2 separate regions of the Homo sapiens genome follow, and region 1 is linked to region 2. The links are chromatin loops, found by intact Hi-C in ENCODE. Cell type or tissue: ascending aorta. All regions are shown on one strand. Links, peaks and the distances in the headings refer to the core of each region. The heading gives the core; the rest is flanking DNA.

Region 1 (11,741 bases), core at 1,679-9,678, 70 kb after region 2:
CCAACAATAGGAAACTGGGTAAATAAACTAGTAAATGATGATGTCCCATAACATAGAATTCTATGAGCTATTAAAAATGCTGCTGAAGATGAGTATTGAAAGATGTGGAAAGCGATTGGTGATTTCTCACCAATTAATGAAAATATGCTGAAGACTGTATTATGGATTGTGATCACATTCCAGTTTGAGAATAATGTATATAAATATTTATAGGAAAGGGGCTGAAAGCATCCATATTGTTTGTTAATACTGATGACACACTGTTGATTATAGGTAGTTATATTTTCCTCATTTTGTTTATCTATATTTTTAATTATGACAGTGCAATACAATTTTCAAAAGGAAAACATGTTTTTGAAAAAGGAAGGTATAGCAACATTCCTTAACAATTAGAAGCACTCCAGCCTGGCCAACATGGTGAAACCCAGTCTCTACTAAAAATACAAAAATTAGCCAGGCGTGGTGGCAGGTGCCTGTAGTCCCAGCTACTTGGGTGGCTGAGGCAGGAGAATACTTTCTTTTTTTTGAGACAGAGTCTCATTCTGTCTCCAGGTTGGAGTGCAGTGGCACGATCTCCGCTCACTGCAACCTCCGATTCCCTGGTTCAAATGATTCTCCTACCTCGGCCTCCCAAGTAGCTGGGATTACAGGCATGAGCCACCACGCCCAGCTAATTTTTGTGGTTTTAGTAAAGACAGGGTTTCACCACGTTGGCCAGGATGGTCTTGATCTCCTGACCTCGTGATCTGCCCACCTCGGCCTCCCAAAGTGTTGGGATTACAGGCTTGAGCCACCAGGAGAATCTTTTGAACCCAGGAGGCAGAGGTTGCAGTGAGCCAAGATCACGCCACTGCACTCCAGCCTGGGCAACAGAGAGAGACTCTGTCTCAAAAAAAAAGCAATTAGAAGCACTGTTTTTATCATCACTTTACTCATCAGTGAAGAAAGCCCCTCTGGCTGGGGAAGAGGGGAGCCAAAAGACAGCATTTCACGTTGGTCATGCTGCTGACCTCACATCCACCATGTGAGCAGACTTTAAATGGTACCCTACAGCATCTGCAGGTGGTAAAGGAAGCAATGTCTTCATTCAGGAACTCAGAGGAGAGGGGGAACTAGGGAGGAAACCATAAATTTTTCCTAGAACACAAACTGAAATTCATAGTCCTGCAAAGTGAGCAGTGCATAGGTATGTTGCATGCCTCCTGCAAGGACCTCAGATCCCAAACACAGTTACAGAACCAGGCAGTGGGGATGCAGACAACATTTCTCCTGTCTGGCCTAAAGCAGTAAGACCAATTTACCTGCCAGATGTTCCTTCCAAAACCCAAAGGAAGGTGATTTGTTTTCAAGAGGGAAAAGGAATTTGAGTCTATGGTTTTATTTCCTCCTAGTTCATTGAAAAGAAGGTTTGTCTTCCTTATTTAAAATACCACAGAAGAGTGCTAACAGTGATGGGAAGCCTGCTTTGTCTCTTGCATTACAAATCATAGTAGTAGTGGTAGTAGTAGTATCAGTAGCAGTAGTGGTGGTGGAACAGTGGAAGTAGTAATAGGGGTAGTAGTGGTGGTGGTGGTGGTAGTGGTGGTGTTTGTAGCGGTAGCAGAGGTAGTGATAGTAGTAGAAGCAACATTATATGCCTGACATTTTGCCTGTATGATTTTATTTAAATCTTCATAACAACCCTGTCAGGTAGGTAGTATTACAAAGAGGGACACTAAAGCTCAGAGAAAGTAATTGGCTCAGAGTGACACAGTTAGTAAGAACTGGAAATTGCATTCCAACTAGGAATTCCAAAATACCTTCTTTCTACTATAACACACCAGAAAATTAAGATGCTACCAGCCCCACTTATATTTGTCAAAAGCCTGATGATTATGGGTTAATTCAGCCCTTGTTTTGCATCCATACATGGCATGAAGTTGGTTCTAGAATTGTCTACAAGAGTCCAATTACATTCAACAAACTCATGATGCTTTTTATATTTTTTTAAACTCAATCTCTTCTTACATCAATAGTGAGACTCTTAAAATATTTTCTCTTCACTTCCATAAAGACCCACTTCACTTTCCGGGAGATATTATTCTTCCACCTGGATAATGTACCAGCCAACATTCCCTGCATTGGCTATTATCAAGTGTGAGGCTTTCCCTGGTCTCCCTCTGCTAGAACACTGTTTGCTTTTGAGCAGAATTTGATATAAGACCAGTTCACTGTAACCCTATCCAAGCATGTTTAGTTAGAAAAGGATGAAGAGAAATTTTTTCTTAGCTTTTATAGAGTAATTTGTTGGTTTATGTTTCCCAGTGATGAAACTGTGACTGAGTTAAAGGATATTATATAGCAGAGATATTTCTGCCATGGCCTAGGTATTGTAAACCTGTCTGCAGGTTCAGGGAAGCACCACCTCTGCTGAATCGAAAAAGAAAATTGTCTGGGGATCAGGAGAAAGGATTCTCCAAAAGGCCAATGTTCTTATAGAGAAGCTCCTAGTACCTAAGAAGATACTCATTAGTTCAGTTTATTCATTCATCAGGCATCATCTGTGTTCAGGCATACTTCTTGGCACTGGGTATTCAATGGGATGCATATTAGACAGAGTATCTGCACTTGTAGAGCTTAGAAAGAAGCAGGAAATGTATCAGGAATGCTCTCGGCTACAAGTGACAGAAAAACCAGCAAGCAGTGCCTTTTTAAAAAGTAGAGTTATTTTTCTCCATAACAAAAAGTCCGTGAGTATGGAGTCCATAGCTATTGCAGCAGCTGAAAGTTCCTATGTGTTTCCTTCTTTCCACCCCAAATCTTCAGCATGGTGGCTTTTCAGTTTTTTTTAATTGCATGTCTCAAGATGGTGACCACAGCTCTAGATAGTATATCTACATTTAAGGCAAAATGAGAGGGTAGAGGAGTGCCAGTCATATCTGATTATTTTATGCAGAAAGCAAAGGCTTTCCAAGAAGTCCTTTGGCAGACTTCTGCTTAGACTGCCTTGGCCAAAACATTTACATGAACCACCCCAAGCTATGAAGGAGGCTGGAAATGTAAATATCTGGTGAGTGGAATTACAGTCATTGACTTTGACTAATCACAATTCAACCTCAGAGGACAGGCCACTGCCATCCTAAACAAAATCAGGGTAATTAAAAGAGGCTGGGGTATGTGGTGAGAAGGGGAGGATGAAAGGTAGCTAACTAAAACTGTCTGTCTCAATAAGAAAGATTCAAACCAGCATTAGGAGACCTCACTGAAGCTTGATGTCTAATGTTGTAAACTTTTGGCCATCCCAGCTGCACATCAGGCTGAAGACATTCCTTGGGTTCCCAGGCATGCCTCACTCAGGCGGAGCATAAAACCAGGGCCAGAGGCAACAACAGCTTCTCTGGAATCGGTGATGACAATATTGTATATTAATGTTTTCCTGTGAATGGTTTCAAGTCTGTATATGTCCTGGTCTTCTGACCTACCTCGTCACCTGAAATCTAAATGTCTCTTTGCTCCCTAATACCACTGCCAACTTCTTGGAATTAGAGACTTAGAAGCTTTTCTTCAGACTGTGAGCCTCTAAGAAGTGACGCTTTTCTTAGATGATCACTTAGGCCCTTACTTAGACCCTTGCTTTCTTCGAAGAAAGAAAAGTAAAACCCAAATACCCATCAAACAGAAAATGGTTGAAGAAACTATGGTATATCTTCACAATGAAATATACCATATGGCAGTCAGACAGAATGATGCAGCTTTATATGCACAAAAAGCAAACTGCAAAGCAACACATAGAACACAATAGAATGTACGTCTGAGATAACCTTTGTGGTGGTTGTAAAATATGTCCATAAATTCTTTCATACAACTCTTCAATCCATCTCCCCTTGAAAATTAGTGATTCACTTGTAATGAATAGAATGAAGTAGTAGCAGCAGTATGCAACTTCAGAGACAAAGTCATAAAAGACATTGTGGCTTCCTCCTCATTCACTTTATCTTAGATTGCTTACTCTGGGGGAAGTTGGTTGCCACGTTATAAGGACATTTCAGTGGCCAACAGAGATATCCATGCAACAAGAAGCTGAAGCTTCCTGCTAACAGATATGAGTGAGCCATCTTGGAAGAAGATTCTACACATCCCCAGTCGAGCCTTCAGATGACTGCAGCCCCTGCCAACATCCAACCCTATGAGAGACCCTGAGTTACAACCACCCAGCTAAGCTGCTCCTAAATTCCTGATCCACAGAAACTGCAAGATAATAAAATTTTGCTGTTAAGCCATTACGTGTTGGTGTAATTTGTTTGCAACAATAGATAACCAACATGGCCTTATTATTTGCATATGTAATAATAAGACTCAAGCCCCTCCTCTGTGTTAGTCACTGTGTTTAAAGTCTCAACATCAAATCCTCATAATAACTCTGTAAGGTAGAGTCTAACATTATCCTTATTTTACAGAGGAGGAATCCAAGGCACAAGGAAGCAAAGTAATTTGACCAAAGATGTATAGCTCTTTGAACCCAGGCAATCTTTGAATGATTACCTGTAAACTTGTATACTATACTACACTACACTATTCTATACCATACTTTCATTTGTGTATGTGTGTGTGTGTGTGTGTGTTGCAATGTATTCTATGATGTGTGCAGAGAAAGTACATATGACCAGCCAGTTGCAGTGGCTTATGCCTGTAATCCCTGCACTTTGGGAGGCCAAGGCAGGCAGATCACTTAAGGTTAGGAGTTTGAGACCAGCCTGGCCAACATGATGAAATAAAATAAAATAAAGTATGTATGATCACAGGTTACTTCTTAGAATTGGAGAGAGAATAAGAGAAAGGGGGGTTTTTAATTTTCCTCTACTTTCTTCTGTACTGTTTGAAGGTTTTGTTTTTTATTTTTTAGGGTTTTTTGTTTTTTTTTTTTGAGACACAGTTTCACTCTTGTTGCCCAAGCTGGAGTGCAATGGTATGATCTCAGCTCACTGCAACCTCCGCCTCCCAGGTTCAAGCGATTCTCCTGCCTCAGCCTCCCGAGTAGCAGGGATTACAGGCGTGTGCTACCACACTGGGCTAATTTTTAGTAGAAACGGGGTTTCACCATGTTAGCCAGGCTGGTCTCGTACTCCTGACCTCAGGTGATCTGCCCACCTCAGCCTCCCAAAGTGCTGCTTGAAGGTTTTTACGATAAAAATGCATTATTGTAATACCTGTGTAGTTAAAATTTTAGCTAAGCTGGCAAATAGCTGTATGCTATTCAAGAAATGAAGTGTTAGGGAAGGAAGGGGCACATATGACCAAATCTAAGTCATCAACATGGATTCACTTTGGAGTGAATCAGATTGGCTGCTTCTGTGGATTTGCAGGGGGAGATGGGGTACTCTCAGAGCCCTTTCCCCTCCAATACCACCAACCCAAGGCTCCCTCCTTTTCCTACGGTCCATGAGGCAGGAAGAAGATGTGCCCTCCTGACCCAAAGACTTCTCTCAAGACATGCCCAAGAGTCCTGCCATCTCCTCCACAGCTGCCTACATGCTTGTCAGGGTGTGACACATGGTATCCCATCTGGAGACCACAGGTAGGACAGTTGGCCAGGACACGGAGAATCTATTCTTGTTCTGGGCTTGAGCCTGATTCAGGAATAGACTCTGAGAGCAAAGTCCTCAGGATCTCTCCCCTCGTGACCAGGAAGGATCATGCGGCTGATGTGCTCCCTGGCACCATCCTTGCAACTGTGGGGAAGATATATTTAGCATCTGGCCTGTGAGAGAGCTGTCATTACAATCTCACTATGAGGCTGCCTCAGTAACTCCAGGGCACTGGTCACAGCCTAATCCTGTCTATTTTTACATGTTCAGGTTTGTAGAGTGGTAATAAGAGTTATCTGTCTGATGCAAGACAGGATCAGATAGGCCTGCCCTGGTGATAGATGGCCTTGAGCTTCTGATATGTGATAAGTCACACCACTGCCCACTCCCTGATGGCTGCAGTGTGGCTGGAGGTTCACCTAGCTTGTAGGAACAGGGCTGTTCTATGTTAATGCCAGATACCTTGTAGGGTAAGCCCATGAAAGGGGCTTTTTCATAGCCCCTAAAGGAAAGAAGCCAGGGCTCAGATGAACTCTTGCCCCAAGAGGCACCATTTCTTGAACAACCACAGCAAACCTCATTAATCAATCTCAGTACTCTTTTTCACTGAGCCCTCAGAATTATCCATGAGAGATCATCCCTGGAAGCCTCTACCAATCAATACTAGTTGCCCCTTATGATGAAAATGATGAGCTAACTTTGGGCTGGAGGGACTGAGAAAGTCATTAGTGAAGAGTTGATCGGGGCAAAGGGTGAGATGATGCCAAGTTTAGAAGGTGGTGGGAAGGTAAGAGGGCCTGGGTGCCTCACAATGGCAGGAAGGAATCAATGAGGGCTAAATGCTATGATTTAGACATTAACAAGAGTTGGTGACACATCAAGCACAAGATAGAGTTAGAAGGACAGCTTCTCTTATCATGTTACCATGGATAAATCCCTTCACTACTCTGTTCCTCAAATGTCCTACCTGTAAAATGAGCGACCACTTCTAGCATTGACACCTTACAATTCACGTTATTTACCATAGCATGGAATTCAGTGACTGTTGACTGCAGCATCCCATAGTTTTCTTTTCAGGGTCATGTGAAAGAGACCACTAGCTGCTTTCCAATATCCTTTCCTCCTTCATTGGTAGAAGAACTCCAGCTTTTAGCTGAACAACTGTAACTCAATAAAGACTAAATGTCCCAGGTTTCCAACAATATAACTGTTCTATCCAATGAGATATAAGAGGAAGCCTCAAGCCGGGCGCGGTGGCTCACGCCTGTAATCCCAGCACTCTGGGAGGCCGAGGCGGGCAGATCACCTGAGGTCAGGAGTTCAAGACCAGCCTGGCCACATGGCGAAACCCCGTCTCTACTAAAAATACAAAAATTAGCTAGGCATGGTGGTGGGCGCCTGTAATCCCAGCTACTCGGGATACTGAGACAGGAGAATCGCTTGAACCCAGGAGATGGAGGTTGCAGTGAGGCGAGATAGCGCCATTGCACTCCAGCCTGGGCAACAGAGCAAGAGTCCATCTCAAAAAAAAAAAAAAAAAAAAAGAGGAAGCCTAATATGGAACTTTGGGGAACTCTCCTTAAAAAGGAAGAGGTTGGTGTGATGGATAATAAGATCTCTGTCTTTGAGTGCTTAGCCTCTAGTTTGAGAGAAAGAAATAAAACAACACTAGAACAACTAACAAATATATAACAAAGACATGAGTGCCTTTGTCTTTTATCAGTTGCTCCACATGTTTCATTCAATCTTCTGGGAAAGAAAAGCAACTGGAAAGCTTTAATGTATTCATTCAATAAACACTGAGTATTCATTATATTCCAGATTCTGCTGAACTAATCAAATACAACATTTGACCTCAAGATTTACTCCCAACCCAAAAAACACGCAGTGTTGGTCTAATATTTAAAAATTATACTTAGGCTGGGTGCAGTGGCTCACACCTGTAATCCCAGCACTTTGGGCGGCTGAGGCAGGAGGATCACTTGAGTCCAGAAGTTTGAGACTAGCCTGGACAATATAGTGAGACCTCATCTCTACAAAAAATTTAGGAATTAGCCAAGTGTGGTGGCATGAACCTGTAGTCCCAGCTACTTGGGAGGCTGAAGGAGGAGGATTGCTTGAGCTCAGGAGGCAGAGGCCGCAGTGAGCCAAGATCATGCCACTGCATTCCATTCTGGGTGACAGAGCCAGACCCTACCTCAAAAATAAATAAGTAAAAATCATATTTAACATTAAAATATAGATTTTCAGCTTCTGTTGAATAATGGAAGAGTTGACAACATGGAACTTGTATTCCCTCTTGACAACAATTGGCAGCAGCTGAATAACAGTACCTCCTTTCAGGAGGGTTGCTACCACTCCTCATTTTTCTCTCTTTCTTTTTTTTCCTTTTTGAGATGGAGTCTCGCTCTTGTTGCCCAGGCTGGAGTGCAGTGGTGTGATCTCTGCTTACTGCAGCCTCCTTCCCAGATTCAATCATTTCTCCTGCCTCAGCCTCCCAAGTAGCTGGGACTACAGGTGCATGCCACCATGACCAGCTAATTTTTGTATTCTTAGTAGAGATGGGCTTTCACCATGTTGGCCAGGCTGGTCTCAAACTCCTCAGGTGATCCACCCACCTCAGCCTCCCAGAGTTCTGGGATTATAGAAGGGAGCCACCACGCCTAGCCCACTTCTCATTTTTCTTATACCAAACTGTTATGTCCATTCTGTCATTTCCTGCCCGGCTCTGCAAGACACTGGGGAGCGTCAGCCCTGCCCCAGAACCTGGAATGCAAAGGGAGTCATTTGTTCCCCTCATCATCAGAAACAAACATTTATTGAGCACTTACATATCAAAAGACTAACCTGAAATGTAGGAGGCTCTTCTTTGAGCCCCTGTGTTGGCATTTGGGGATGAGGGAGAAAGAAAAGAGGGGAGAAGAAATGAGGAGGAGCAGTTCAGAAAACAACATAATCTTATTGCAACCTTTAAACAAAGGAGGGGTAACATTCTTCCCACCTTTCCTATTTGGCTGTCTGGGACATAGATGTGATGGTGGATCTCTAGCAGCCATCTTGCACATGAGGGTGAGGGCTACACCATGGAAATAATGTGTAAGGAGTCCGAGTCCTTAATGTCTTCATGGAACTTCCACAACTAGTGTTATGTGACAAAATAAAGCCTTGAGGGTAAAAATCATTGTTTTGTGTTTCCTGCCTCATGGGCTATCTCAAAAATAAATAAGTAAATAAATAAGCAAAAATCATATTTAACATTAAAATATAGAAGCCAACCCTAATTCTACTGATTACAAAGTTTATGTCCAAATCCAAGGCTAGTCTGTGGGATCTTCCTGGGAGCCTCTAATATTCTACAGGAGCAATCGAGACGCAACCCAATGGATAATCCCAAACACTTTACTTCTGCTATTGCTTCCTGGTGGTCTCAGAGATCACTCCAGCCACTTCAAAGGGCCATCTAAACACTGATTTGGGAATCTGATCCTACCTGGTGATATGTATCAATAAGGATGCATTGGGTGACTGATCATAGAAAGCTCAAGTCAACTATTTTAAACAATAAAGACATTTTGCTGTCTCATTTGATAAGAAGTCCAGAGGTAGAACATTTCCAGAGCTAGTTAATTCAGTGGCTCAGTGACACCACCATGGATTCAGGTTCTTTTCATCATGCAAATTGGCCAACCACAGTGTGTCGGCATTTGTCCTCGGTGTGACTCTTTTGGTTGCAAGTACATCAAGCACCCTGTCCTCATTCAGCAAACTCTAAAACCATAGAGACTAAGATTGTGTAGCCCTTACTGTCACTGCTCTTTAAGATGGGGGAAAACTTTCCCCAAAGTCCCCCACTTCATGTTTCATTGGTTAGAATTCAACCACATGCTCATCCCAAACCAGTCCCTGGCAAAGAGGATAAAATGATTATGATTGGCTCAAACTAACCAAGATTTATTCTCTAGGGACAGAGAGGGGTAAGGTCTTCCATCAAACCATGGAAGCCCAATATCAATCAAAACTGGGGTTCTGCTGGGAAGGAATAAGGAGCAAGAAATGGCTATTGAATATGCAATGAACAGTTTCACCAAGCCATGTGGCCTTGGATCATTCATTTTCCCTCTCTATGCCTCAATTTCCTAATCTATAAAATGGGAAGAATAGACTAGAAAATCTCTAGGGCCCTCTAAATTACCTTCCCAATTGATTATGAGTGCCCAGTTCTAGTGGCACAAGATGCTCCCTCACTGACTGACATTTAGTGATCACAGCAGCATCAATAATAGCTTAAAACCTAGAAGTGGAGGTGGTAAGGTTAAGGTGTCCTTGGTGGCTGTAGCCTCCTCCTCCAGGTAGCCCTTCACAATATAAAGCCCCACCTTGGCTTCTCTCAGGCCATTGGCCTTTCCAAGGGGATGCTGATGCCCATCACTGACCAGACTTCATCCATCCACTCAGTCATTCATTCATTTATTTGCCACTGACAATCTCATATATTCCAAGCTCTGTACTGAGCCTCCACTCTGCTCTACCATTACCAAGGGATAAAGTGTGAACAGATTTGGGGTAAGGAGCGGGGAATGCATGGAAGAAGAGCTGTAAGATCCAGGTCCCAGTTTTCCCTCTGCCAGCCAGTTAAATTCTAGTTCAGAACTCACTTCTCCCAGGAAGCTTCCCAGGTTCCCCCAGCCCCATGTTCAACCTAGAATGCGCATGTCTCTGGTGGTCTGCCAGGAGAATGGGAAGCCACAGGACAAACATGGTGCATCTTTCTGAAGCATCAAGATAATACAAAGATTGGGGGAGAGCATGATTTAAGTAATGAAACTTGTCAATGGCTTCAAACATTAATTTAGATTGAATTAACCATAGATATAGTAGAAAGCTAAGATGGCACAATTTTTTTTAAGAAATAAGAATCTAAGAAACAGTAAGCTTCCGGCTATGGCCCACAGATAACCTAGAGAATGACAGACACTCATCTCCTCTGGTCACTATGGGAACCATCAAAGGAGATTCTGATAACCCATTCACTTAAACCCCTGGCTCTGCCACTTACCAGCTTGACAGCTCGGTATCCTAAGTATTTAACCTCCATATGCCTGTTTTTCCTTCCATTAAAGGAAATCATATTGCTAAATGGGGTTATTAACCACAACTTCATTGAATGAGCATAAGGGGCAGAAGTGATACTGTCTTGAAATGTTTAGCATGGAACATTGATAGTCATTTTTATTAAGTACTAAGTGCTACTAGTAAAAAAAAAAAAAACTATATGTATTAAGCACCTACTACTTGCTAAGCACTGTGTTAGGCATTAGGGAAATAAAGGTACAGATGAGAGTATCTTACAATTAAGTGCCTACTTTTTGCCAGGCACTGAGCCAGTATATTTTTTATTTTTTTTATTTAATTGAATACACATAATGCAATGCATGCTTTTCAGGTGCAAGGTGGTATGAGCACAGAACACTTATTGCTTGGAAATTCACTTCATTGGATTGTCATGGCTATGGCAATCATTTATGCTGCCCCAGGTGTCTTCTTGTAAAACCCATTCTCTTTAGTCTGTGACAATATTCTTACTAGACATGTGTTGTCTATATCTGGTTAACAAAACAAAGGGGCTAGAGACAACATGAGACTGACAGTCACCAAAACTCCACCACCTCTAATTTATTTAGCCCTCATGTCCAGCCTCCTGAGAGGCAGTACAGGAAGTATTTTCACACCTGATCTCTGGAGTCAGATCACGTGCCACAGCTGGAATTCTGGCTGTGCCCCTTACCGGCTAAGTAACCTTGGGCAAGCCACTTGACCACTCCAAGTTTTGTTTTTTCCTTTGTAAAACAGGAGTAAAAATAGTTCCTTTCTCATAGGATTGAATGGTTGTTTCTTATCTGTTAAGCAAAACAAAAATAGTTCCAACCTCATACAAATGACTGAGGTAACACACCTAAACTTTTAGCCCATTGGCTGGGACATAAAAAGTGTAAATTAAGTGAAGCCGTAGCTGTTATACCTTATTATTATTATTAGCTCCTTACTGCCCCACACAACATTTTACCGGAGCCAGCGTGCTGGCTCTTTTTGCTACTTGGTATGAGTCATCTCCTGTCATCTCCCATGAGATAAATATAAGAAAACTAGTGGGAGTCAGTGAAACAGAGAAGCAAATAA
Region 2 (11,741 bases), core at 1,666-9,665:
TGGTTTTTTGAAAGGATCAACAAAATTGATAGACCGCTAGCAAGACTAATAAAGAAAAAAAGAGAGAAGAATCAAATAGATGCAATAAAAAATGATAAAGGGGATATCACCACTGATCCCACAGAAATACAAACTACCATCAGAGAATACTACAAACACCTCTACGCAAATAAACTAGAAAATCTAGAAGAAATGGATAAATTCCTTGATACATACACTCTCCCAAGACTAAACCAGGAAGAAGTTGAATCTCTGAATAGACCAATAACAGGATCTGAAATTGTGGCAATAATCAATAGCTTACCAACCAAAAAGAGTCCAGGACCAGATGGATTCACAGCCGAGTTCTACCAGAGGTACAAGGAGGAACTGGTACCATTCCTTCTGAAACTATTCCAATCAATAGAAAAAGAGGGAATCCTCCCTAACTCATTTTATGAGGCCAACATCATTCTGATACCAAAGCCGGGCAGAGACACAACCAAAAAAGAGAATTTTAGACCAATATCCTTGATGAACATTGATGCAAAAATCCTCAATAAAATACTGGCAAAACGAATCCAGCAGCACATCAAAAAGCTTCTCCACCATGATCAAGTGGGCTTCATCCCTGGGATGCAAGGCTGGTTCAATATACGCAAATCAATAAATGTAATCCAGCATATAAACAGAACCAAAGACAAAAACCACATGATTATCTCAACAGATGCAGAAAAGGCCTTTGACAAAATTCAACAACGCTTCATGCTAAAAACTCCCAATAAATTAGGTATTGATGGGACATATTTCAAAATAATAAGAGCTATCTATGACAAACCCACAGCCAATATCATACTGAATGGGCAAAAACTGGAAGCATTCCCTTTGAAAACTGGCACAAGACAGGGATGCCCTCTCTCACCACTCCTATTCAACATAGTGTTGGAAGTTCTGGCCAGGGCAATTAGACAGGAGAAGGAAATAAAGGGTATTCAATTAGGAAAAGAGGAAGTCAAATTGTCCCTGTTTGCAGATGACATGATTGTATATCTAGAAAACCCCATTGTCTCAGCCCAAAATCTCCTTAAGCTGATAAGCAACTTCAGCAAAGTCTCAGGATACAAAATCAGTGTGCAAAAATCACAAGCATTCTTATACACCAATAACAGACAAACAGCCAAATCATGAGTGAACTCCCATTCACAACTGCTTCAAAGAGAATAAAATACTTAGGAATCCAACTTACAAGGGATGTGAAGGACCTCTTCAAGGAGAACTACAAACCGCTGCTCAAGGAAATAAAAGAGGATACAAACAAATGGAAGAACATTCCATGCTCATGGGTAGGAAGAATCAATATCGTGAAAATGGCCATACTGCCCAAGGTAATTTACAGATTCAATGCCATCCCCATCAAGCTACCAATGCCTTTCTTCACAGAATTGGAAAAAACTACTTTAAAGTTCATATGGAACCAAAAAAGAGCCCGCATCGCCAAGTCAATCCTAAGCCAAAAGAACAAAGCTGGAGGCATCACACTACCTGACTTCAAACTATACTACAAGGCTACAGTAACCAAAACAGCATGGTACTGGTACCAAAACAGAGATATAGATCAGTGGAACAGAACAGAGCCCTCAGAAATAATGCCGCATATGTACAACTATCTGATCTTTGACAAACCTGAGAAAAACAAGCAATGGGGAAAGGATTCCCTATTTAATAAATGGTGCTGGGAAAACTGGCTAGCCATATGTAGAAAGCTGAAACTGGATCCCTTCCTTACACCTTATACAAAAATCAATTCAAGATGGATTAAAGACTTAAACGTTAGACCTAAAACCATAAAAACCCTAGAAGAAAACCTAGGCATTACCATTCAGGACATAGGCATGGGCAAGGACTTCATGTCTAAAACACCAAAAGCAATGGCAACAAAAGACAAAATTGACAAATGGGATCTAATTAAACTAAAGAGCTTCTGCACAGCAAAAGAAACTACCATCAGAGTGAACAGGCAACCTACAAAATGGGAGAAAATTTTCACAACCTACTCATCTGACAAAGGGCTAATATCCAGAATCTACAATGAACTCAAAACAAATTTACAAGAAAAAAACAAACAACCCCATCAAAAAGTGGGCGAAGGACATGAACAGACACTTCTCAAAAGAAGACATTTGTGCAGCCAAAAAACACATGAAAAAATGCTCACCATCACTGGCCATCAGAGAAATGCAAATCAAAACCACAATGAGATACCATCTCACACCAGTTAGAATGGCGATCATTAAAAAGTCAGGAAACAACAGGTGCTGGAGAGGATGTGGAGAAATAGGAACACTTTTACACTGTTGGTGGGACTGTAAACTAGTTCAACCATTGTGGAGGTCAGTGTGGCGATTCCTCAGGGATCTAGAACTAGAAATACCATTTGACCCAGCCATCCCATTACTGGGTATATACCCAAAGGACTATAAATCATGCTGCTATAAAGACACAGGCACACATATGTTTATTGCGGTATTATTCACAATAGCAAAGACTTGGAACCAACCCAAATGTCCAACAATGATAGACTGGATTAAGAAAATGTGGCACATATACACCATGGAATACTATGCAGCCATAAAAAATGATGAGTTCATGTCCTTTGTAGGGATATGGATGAAATTGGAAATCATCATTCTCAGTAAACTATCGCAATAACAAAAAACCAAACACCGCATATTCTCACTCATAGGTGGGAATTGAACAGTGAGATCACATGGACACAGGAAGGGGAACATCACACTCTGGGGACTGTTGTGGGGTGGGGGGAGGGGGGAGGGATAGCACTGGGAGATATACCTAATGCTAGATGACGGGTTAGTGGGTGCAGCACACCAGCATGGCACATGTATACGTATGTAACTAACCTGCACAATGTGCACATGTACCCTAAAACTTAAAGTATAATTAAAAAAAATAAATTTAAAAAAAAAATCAAAAAATAGCAGATGCTGACAAGGTTGCAGAGAAAAGAGAATGCTTATACACTGCTGGTGGGAATGTAAATTATTTTAGCCATTGTGGAAAGCAGTATGGAGGTTTCTTAAAGAACTTAGAACTATCATTCAACCCAGCAATGCCATTATTGGGTATGTACCCAAAGGAATATAAATTATTCTGTCATAAAGACACATGCATGCATATGTTCATTGTTCACTGCAGCACTATTCACAATAGCAAAGACTGGATAAAGAAAATGTGGTACATATATACCATGGAATACTATGCAGCCATTAAAAAAAAGATCATGTCCTTTGCAGCAACATGGATGAAGCTAGAGGCTCCATCCTAAGCAAACTAACACAGGAACAGAAAACCAAATACCACATATTCTTACTTGTAAGTGGGAGCTAAATACTGAGTACATGTGAACACAAGGAAGGGAATGACAAACACTGGGACCTACTTGAGCGGGTAGGGTGGGAGGAGGGTAAAGATAAAAGAAACTGCCTATCAGGTACTTACTTATTACCTGGGTGATGAGATAATCTGTACACCAAACCCCCATGACATGCAGTTTACCTTATATAACAAACCTGCACATGTACCCCTGAACCTAAAATAAAAGGTAGAGGAAAAACATGTTGTATTATATCTCAACTCACTAGCAGTTAATGAAGAAGAGGATAACAGGAGTCCAGAAAAAGATAGTGAATAGTATCAGTGAAAAGGGCCAAAAAATGAAGACATATAATGGGCACAATAAGCCAGTGCAGGATTTCAATTTTAAATTCATAGATAGGACCAGATGCCTTCTCCCAGTGCCTCTTAGAATAAAGTCCATGGAGAAAATAATCTTCAGTCATTAATTGTATTCAGAATGCTTTTTTCCCCTAAAAGGGCATGAATCCTTGGCAATATTTTGTGGTTATCCTGATTCTTTAGTACAGAGTGTAATGTAGAATGGCCAAGATTGCAAAGCAAATTTCAAATTACATCCTTTTCCATCTCTGGTTGTCCTTAAGCAGCTTCCTTTGCAAATCATCCAAAGAGTCAGGCTTAAAAGATATACATAATTTGGTCCTGCACCTCATCAAATACATGTTATTGAAGCCCCTGATGGATTAAGAAAATCCTGGACACATTTTTTCTTCAATAAACATTTTCATAAGATATTCTTCTGGTAGAATATTGATATTGTTTTCTTTCAGTTTTAAGAGACCTTGTATCTAGGTAGATGAGTATTAAATAAACTTGGAAAGCTCAGCCTTAACAGAATGAAGAGAAAACAAATGTTTTAAATAACTCGGGAAATGTTATTGAATGGATGCATGAAACACTGGCATAAAAATAAGTTGTGTAGCTTAGGACCTTGTAAACAGCAGAGCACTTTAGAAAAAAATATATTAAAAAACTGAGTTGGCATTTTCATTTTTTTCTTTGCTTTGTTATTTGATGATATTTTTAATTCATACAAATGTATGTCTGGTGCGTAAAAAATTAAGAATGTTAAATCTTACATATGAACAACACTGGTTTTTTAAGTCAGACTGATCTGGGTCTGAATATTGGGCCTACATCTTTACCAGCTCTCTATCCCTGAACAGGTTACTTGTATATTTACATGTCTATTTTTCCTCACCAGTAAAATGAGAACAACCACTTTTAAGTTGCTTTGAGGCTGAAATTAAAGGAAACAATGCATGTAAATGCACTCAGCACAGTGATTATCATAGACCAAACACTGAGTAAATGCTGATTCTAGTAGTTTTAAGTCTTTTAATTCAGGGGGCTCTCAAAATTTAGTTTTAAATCTTACAAACTTCTTTAAAAATGTTTTCCTTTTCTGTAGTGTATTCACATTTTTATTCATTGATTTCTCTGACAGCTGTTCTGATGCTGTGAAGTTCATAAAGACTGAAGGAAAGAGTCTTAAGATAGCTGTAAGAATCCTAAATGATGATAACAACACTATCAGATAGTAGGTGGGGGAGATGACACCAAAAGGATTCAGAAGATAATTTTTACATGTGCATCAAGGGGCATCTACTGTCCCCAAAATGCTCTTTTTTAAATTACTTTTTAATACTAAAAACCGGAATAATAGTATCATTCATTATATTATCTACTCCTCGGCTGCTAGATGTTTTGTGTATATCACTCTTTTAATCTTTTTAACCATCAGTCCTCAACCTTTTTGGCACCAGGGATCGGTTTTGTGGAAGACAGTTTTTCCACAGAACCAGGGAGGAGTGGGGAGAGTGGGAGGTGGTGGTAGTTTTGGATGAAACTGTTCCACCTCGGGTCATCAGGCATTAGATTCTCATAAGGGGCATGCAACCTAGATTCCTTGCACGTGCAGTTCACAATAGGGTCCTTGTTCCTATGAGAATCTAATACTGCCGCTTATGTGACAGGAGGCAGAGCTCAGGCAGTAATGCTCGCCTGCCACTCACCTCCTGTTGTGCAGCCCAGTTCCTAACAGGCCACCAACAACCATACCCATCTCTGGCCCTGGGGTTGGGAACTCCTGGTTATTAAACAACCTGATTAGGTTATTAAACAGCCTAATTGGATGGTTTACCCTATATTGTTGATGAGGAAACTGGGATTTGGGGATATTATGCAACTCGAACAAGACCCCACAGCTAGTAAGTGGGGAAAGCAGAATTCAAATTCATATCTGTCTGACTCCAACAAAATGCTTCTTAAATGAGTTTCATGAAAGTGGTAACATTGGTTGTCTTGTCTGTAACCACAGCCTTAGTGTCTAGAGTGGTGTCTGATACAAAGTGAGGTACTCAGTAAATATCTGTTCAGTGAAGAAATGGATGAGTCATCTCTTAACAGAGTGAAATAGATTTGAATGTGTGTGTCCTGGTATTTTTTAAAGTTGCATAGCAGTCATTTTGTGTGTGTTTCAAGACTTAGTATTTTTTTTTAATTTTTTTCCCTAGCTTACCTGTGGCCCATACCTGCTTCAATCAACTTTGCCTTCCCCCCTACAAGAGCAAAAAGGATCTGAAACAGAAATTGATCATTGGAATTTCAAATTCAGAAGGTTTTGGACTTGAGTAACCTAGAAGACTTGAAATATAATCTTTTATATGTAGCATTCACTTCCCTCTTACTGTGCCTTTAGCCTTTTCATGTTTCTGTCTCAAAACACTTTGACAAAGCTCACCAACTTTAAAATATTAAGTTTTTAAAAAATCAAATATGAAGTATGTTCAGCAAAGGCATAATTTTCTAAAAACACACACAGAAATCGCTTGAGTGAGGAAAAGTCCACATGGCAGAGACAGGTATGGTCCAGTTCCTCTTTTATATAGCACTTTATCATTCTCCACAAGTAGTTTGTCACAGGCATTCCACTGGGAAAGCAAAGTACAGTGAAGAATGAATTTATGGTATAGTTGAACCCAGTGGCAGATTGTACACTGCTAGCACTGCTAGCACACAGTAGCAAAGCAAACAGCTACATTATCTTTAACATAAGGCATGTAGCCATATTTTCATATAGTGGTATACAACACAGTATCATTGCAAATGCAGTTTACAGGGATTTTTGATATACTGGCTTGGGACCTATAAGATTCTTCTCAGCAGTTGCTGAAAAGCATGTAAATAACTACATAATAGCCTGAGAATAATGGGATTTTGATAGTGCCATTTATTGTTAAAGATTTATTTTTACAAAGTAAATTCAGGGTTTTAGATGTGTACACAGCTTTTACAAATCAATAAAGATGATTGTACAAGAGTATTTTCAGACTAATTGGATTCAAGGTTATATTCTTTTAAGTGTTGTTAGTCTGCATGCACATTGGCAGTAAACTAGTTACTTGTGTACTCTGTAATATTTGTATAATGATCATTTCTTCTTAAGGCTCAAGATATTAGAAAAGAAATCAGACCTAAATAATCATTGATGAAGTATGTCAGTTACAAGCACAAAAGAATATAACTGCTTTTATAAATCTTTTGAATCATGTACAAGACTTATATCTACATTTTTTGATCACCAGTTGTACCAAAACACTAATTTTTGAAAAAGATAGGTTAAAGTATTTGACAAAAGTGAATACAATAATAACACTTGTGTCAAAATGATATAGCTTAGTATAAAAATAAAATTCAACGTTTTGGCCAAAATGTTTGTTTTTCACTGGATTCTGAATATAATAAATTCAAAGTACCCTTTTTTTAGAGTTTCTAATAAAGTAGTATGTAAAAAGAAACTGCATTTTAAGTCAGACAGTAAATGTTTTTTTTAATTTACAGCAAATGAAGCAGTTTTATTAGCATGTTACAAATATTGCCAAACCAAGACTTCTCTACCATACTTTAACAGCTTTCCTTCAGAAAACTCTGAAGTTATATTTGCAATAATAATGAAACCAGCATTTAGTACCAGCATATGGTTCATATGCAAATAATACTTTCCCCAAAATCTTTCTGGGCTAGGCTATTTTCTTGCTATGCTTCCTGCACCCAACCAGCAGAATTCTTCCAGGGTGGAGGAACTAATCAGCTTGTTCTCCAACAGTTCTGAAGCCAACCCACAAATCTTTGAGGAAAAGGGGTCACTTTGTTTACTATTCTCTTGGAGATGGAAGTGATTCTGCTCTTCCATTTGGGTATATTATTTCAAGGGTATTTCTTCTTAAAAATCTTGGAAAGCCTAAGAGAGTTAAAGGCATCCTGGTTTTGTTTCATTTTGCTCTGTTTTAAATCCATATGCAAATAAAACTGCTTCTCTCTTACACTGCTTGAACTAGAAAATCAGCTTTTTAATGTAGGTTACCACTTATAAGCACAAAAGAAACATGTATAAGAAACCAGATTTAAGTGTTTTAAATAAAATGTAAACAGTTTTTATTTGGTAGAGATGACTCATGGAAAAATTGTGTTGGCTTGGTCTGCATGTTTAATGATGTGCTTGTATATCGATTAGCTGTGTCACTTTTAAATAAGAAGTCCACACAAGCAAGCCAAATTTTTAGATGACGAAGTCCATAAATAACTAGAGAATTTTTGTTATCTGTTGTTAAGTTGAAATGTATAATCATTTATCACTAAATTGCACATTGCCTTTATTTATTTGTGCTCTGTTTTTGGTTTACAGTGTAATAATACCTCATTTAAAAAATAAAAACCACTACTGTTACATTTTATTAATTTAAAAAGCTAGAAAATTCATGTAGTTACTTTTTTTACATATATAATCTGTTAATGAATTATTGATTTTTGTATCTGCCACAGTAAATTAAAGCATTACACAGTATTTATCAGTATTTTTTAAACATCCTGTCCTTTTTTAAAATCTTTGCTTAGTCAGTCATATTTTTGTCTGTATGATTAGAAGTTTTTACGTCCTTCCTTTTTTGTACAAATCTGTATTGTATTAATTTCTGGATGCAATTTTTCAAATATTAAAATTATACAGTCAGTCAGGCTTCAGTTTATTTTTTGAACACTTGGGCAATTAATTAAAGCCATATGTTTAAAATATTTTATAAATGCAAGCTATTCTTTGCATTATACTCTCTCAATCTAGTGCTTAGGAAAATTGCTGACACATAACTTCAAAAGATGTATGTTGTTGACATTAAGTATTACCAACCTCTGTAGCATATTTTCAGCATGAAATGTATATCCAATATTTGAAAGATCACACAGCTATTCCACCAAATGAATGTATAATACCATTTGGAGTACACCCAGAAGTGAACCAAGTGTAACATTTCATTGGCCGTAGATAGATAACTTCAGCTCTTAAGTAAGTATTCCTCTCCAAAACCATTCATTTGGCCCTTTTCCCCTTGTCCACATACCTCATGCTTAAGGAAGGAAGAGTGGAGATTATAAGAATGTAAGAGAGAATGTTATGGGTGATTAATGAAAGAAAATAGGTAGCTGGATGGAAAAAAGACCAGGATGGGTTTTCGCAGGAGGGGACACAAGATCAGTTCACCCAGATGGCCGCAAATCGTTTAGTCTAGTGCCTAGGTTTTGGAGCCAGACTGCCTGGGTTCACCATTTACTAGCTGGGCAAGTTAACTTCCTCATTCCTCAAATGTACAATGGAAATAATTTGTAAAATGGAAATAACCTACCTACCCCATAGAGTTGTAGGGAAGATTAAATGAACTAATGTGTAAAGCACTTATCCAGTGCCTGGCACATGATAAGCAATAAAAAGTGATGCAAGACAAATTATGGTACTGATGTAGAAACATCCTACAACCACTGCTTCTGACGCCTTCTGGAGGCTTTTGACTTAAATGCTGGGTTCAACCACAGATTATAGAACGCAAAGTGCTTTTGAAGCCTTAAAATTGTGTTGGGAGAATCTTTCTTATTCTAGAAACAGTACTGTAGGATTTATCCTTATAGCTGTCTCATGATGCAAGGGTTTTAAATACTATTTTATAGCTGTGTAACAAGATACAATTCTATTTTTAATGAAATAGTTCAAGTAAACAGAAAAATTTCAGGATTAACATAATGAAATACCATGATCCCACACTCAGACCTAAAAAATGATAATATGTGTTAATATTACCAGTTTTTTAAAAATAATTTTGCAAATGGGATTGAAGCCCCTTTTGTGCCCATCTCCAATCCCCCTCTACTCCCTCTCTGTTCTCTGTTAACCTGTAGTTCGTGTGAATCTTTCCCATGCTGTCTTTACATATATGTACCTATGTGTAAACACTATGTAATATTGTTACAGTTGCATACATCTCATGCTCTATATATCTTTCCAAAACTTTTTTCACTTAATATTGTCTTTTATAGATTTATTTACATTTAGATATAATGCATTTTTAACTGCAGAATAGAATCATGAAATGCATGTACCACTTTCTGGATCCATCCTCCCACACACTAACATTGAGTTGTTTTCCAGTGTGAACCAGGCTCTCTAGACTATAGCCCAGATGTAGAATTGCTGGATCACAGGCTGTACATCTCCGGCTTTACCAGATATTGTCCACTTGCTCTCCAGAGTGGTGGTTCCGGCATTAATTTCCATCAGCATTATAAAGAGTTGTCGTTTGTCCACATTCTCCCCAACACTTGGCTTTAGCAGACCTTTCTTGGCTTATTTAACTAGTGTGATTTAATTTCTATTTCCATAATTGTTAATGGCATTGAACACCTTTGTGTATATTTACAGGCTCTTCAGATTTCTTCTGTGAATGGCCAGTTCAATATTCTTAGCCTGTGTTTTCCTATTTTTTTTCCCTATTGGTGTTTAGGAGTTTTTTCCTTATTCTGGATATTGATCCTTTGTTAACAGGAGCTACATTGCTTCAGTTGAATTCCAGATCTGCCAATGACTAAGTGACTTGGAACAAATTACTTCAAATTACTTAATGTTTCTTTGTCTCAGTTTACTCATCTAGAAACTAAAGAAAATAATACTTAGCTCACAGGGTTGTTAAATAAGTTTCCATACAGGTATATTTGTATGTATGTACATATGTATGTATATGTGTATATTATATATAAGTTTATAAGTGTATCAGATATATGCATATGTATAGACTTACATACTTAAACTTACAGAACATACATATGAAGGGCTTACATTTGTGCCTGACCCATAAGTGGTCTCTAAATGTTTGGTATTATTACTATTGTTATTACCTGTATTCTAATTCTTATTGTGCTTGCATTACAAATATTTTCTAATATGTGGCCTAATTTTTAACTTTATTTACCTCATCTTTTATACTATGAATTTTTAATGTTAATATAATCCATAAAATAAGGTGCCATTATTATCATTTTATGTAGATAATGTTTAGATTTAACCACACATTTACAACTTCTTCAAACACCATTCCCTCTTCTATGGTCCTCCACCTACCTCTGGAATCAAATTTCCTCCTCATAAAGAACATCTATTAGAAATTATTTTAATGAGGGTTGGTTGGTAGCAAATTATTTTAAATAACTGTCACCTTTATTCATGAAAGATTTATTAAGCATACATTTGTAGGTTGATAATTATTTTATAGTTTTTAATATATTAATCCATTACCTTTGATTTCGTTGTTGACATAAAGTTAGCTATTAGTATAATTGTATGCCTTGGTAATCTCTCTTTTTTCTCTGGCTACTTTTAAGATTTTTTTTTTTTTCAAAAAATGGTAGAACATCAAAGCCAACATGTGTATGTGTATTTTTTCTCCCACTTGAGATTCATTATGGTTCTTGAATCTATAGATTTGTATCTTTCATCAATTATGGAAAAATTCTTAAGCTGTTTCCTCTTTGGCTATTGCTTTTTCCTGTTCTAATTTTTCCTGTTGAACATATGTTGGACCATCTCATTCAACCATTCCATCTCTTTCTCTGTACCTAATGTGTTGTTTAACCAACCCACTGAGATTAAAAACTCAGTTTTAATCAGTGGCTGCATTTTTTGATTTCTAGAAACTTCTTTGGCTTCTTTTCAAATTCACATGCTCTTTTTCCATACCATTTCTTCATATGGTTTTCTTTAATAATTTTGGCATACTTGTTTAATGTTCTCTTTTAAATTGTTCTCTTTAGTCCTTAAAGCACTCATTTTTCTATTTGTTCATCCGTTGTCTCACAGTGGTTTATTTCCTTATGTGATCTGTAATTTTTGATTTTGCATTTCTACTTAAAGGATGATCTTTTCCACTGGACATCCTGTGTGTCCTGAATACTGTAAGTAGCCTAGCAAAGCAGTTTTATGTTGTTCTCAACCAAGAACTTACAGGTTTCCC

The links. Peaks named below come from ENCODE experiments on the same cell type or tissue, not always from the same donor. Only the 100,000 strongest peaks of a DNase experiment are listed, where the experiment ranks them.
Region 1: it touches region 2 in a loop (2.7-fold over the local background); 1 of 110 quality-filtered maps calls a loop at or near these places.

What each region holds. Positions count from the first base shown.
Region 1 is chr10:91,576,557-91,588,297 of GRCh38, forward strand. All of the region lies in intron 1 of HECTD2-AS1 (HECTD2 antisense RNA 1), which reads right to left. Among named protein-coding and RNA genes, the nearest start is that of HECTD2-AS1, 29 kb to the right of the region's middle. RefSeq lists a silencer at 3,856-4,150. In ascending aorta, for the core only: no CTCF peak of the experiment used is centred there; no DNase peak of the experiment used is centred there; H3K27ac peaks cover 4,880 bases.
Region 2 is chr10:91,506,337-91,518,077 of GRCh38, forward strand. It overlaps HECTD2 (HECT domain E3 ubiquitin protein ligase 2), which reads left to right. Exons shown (of 21, transcript NM_182765.6): 21 at 5,928-8,484. The coding sequence ends at 6,048. The region is part of intron 3 of HECTD2-AS1 (HECTD2 antisense RNA 1); the gene reads right to left. Among named protein-coding and RNA genes, the nearest start is that of HECTD2-AS1, 99 kb to the right of the region's middle. In ascending aorta, for the core only: no CTCF peak of the experiment used is centred there; no DNase peak of the experiment used is centred there; H3K27ac peaks cover 299 bases.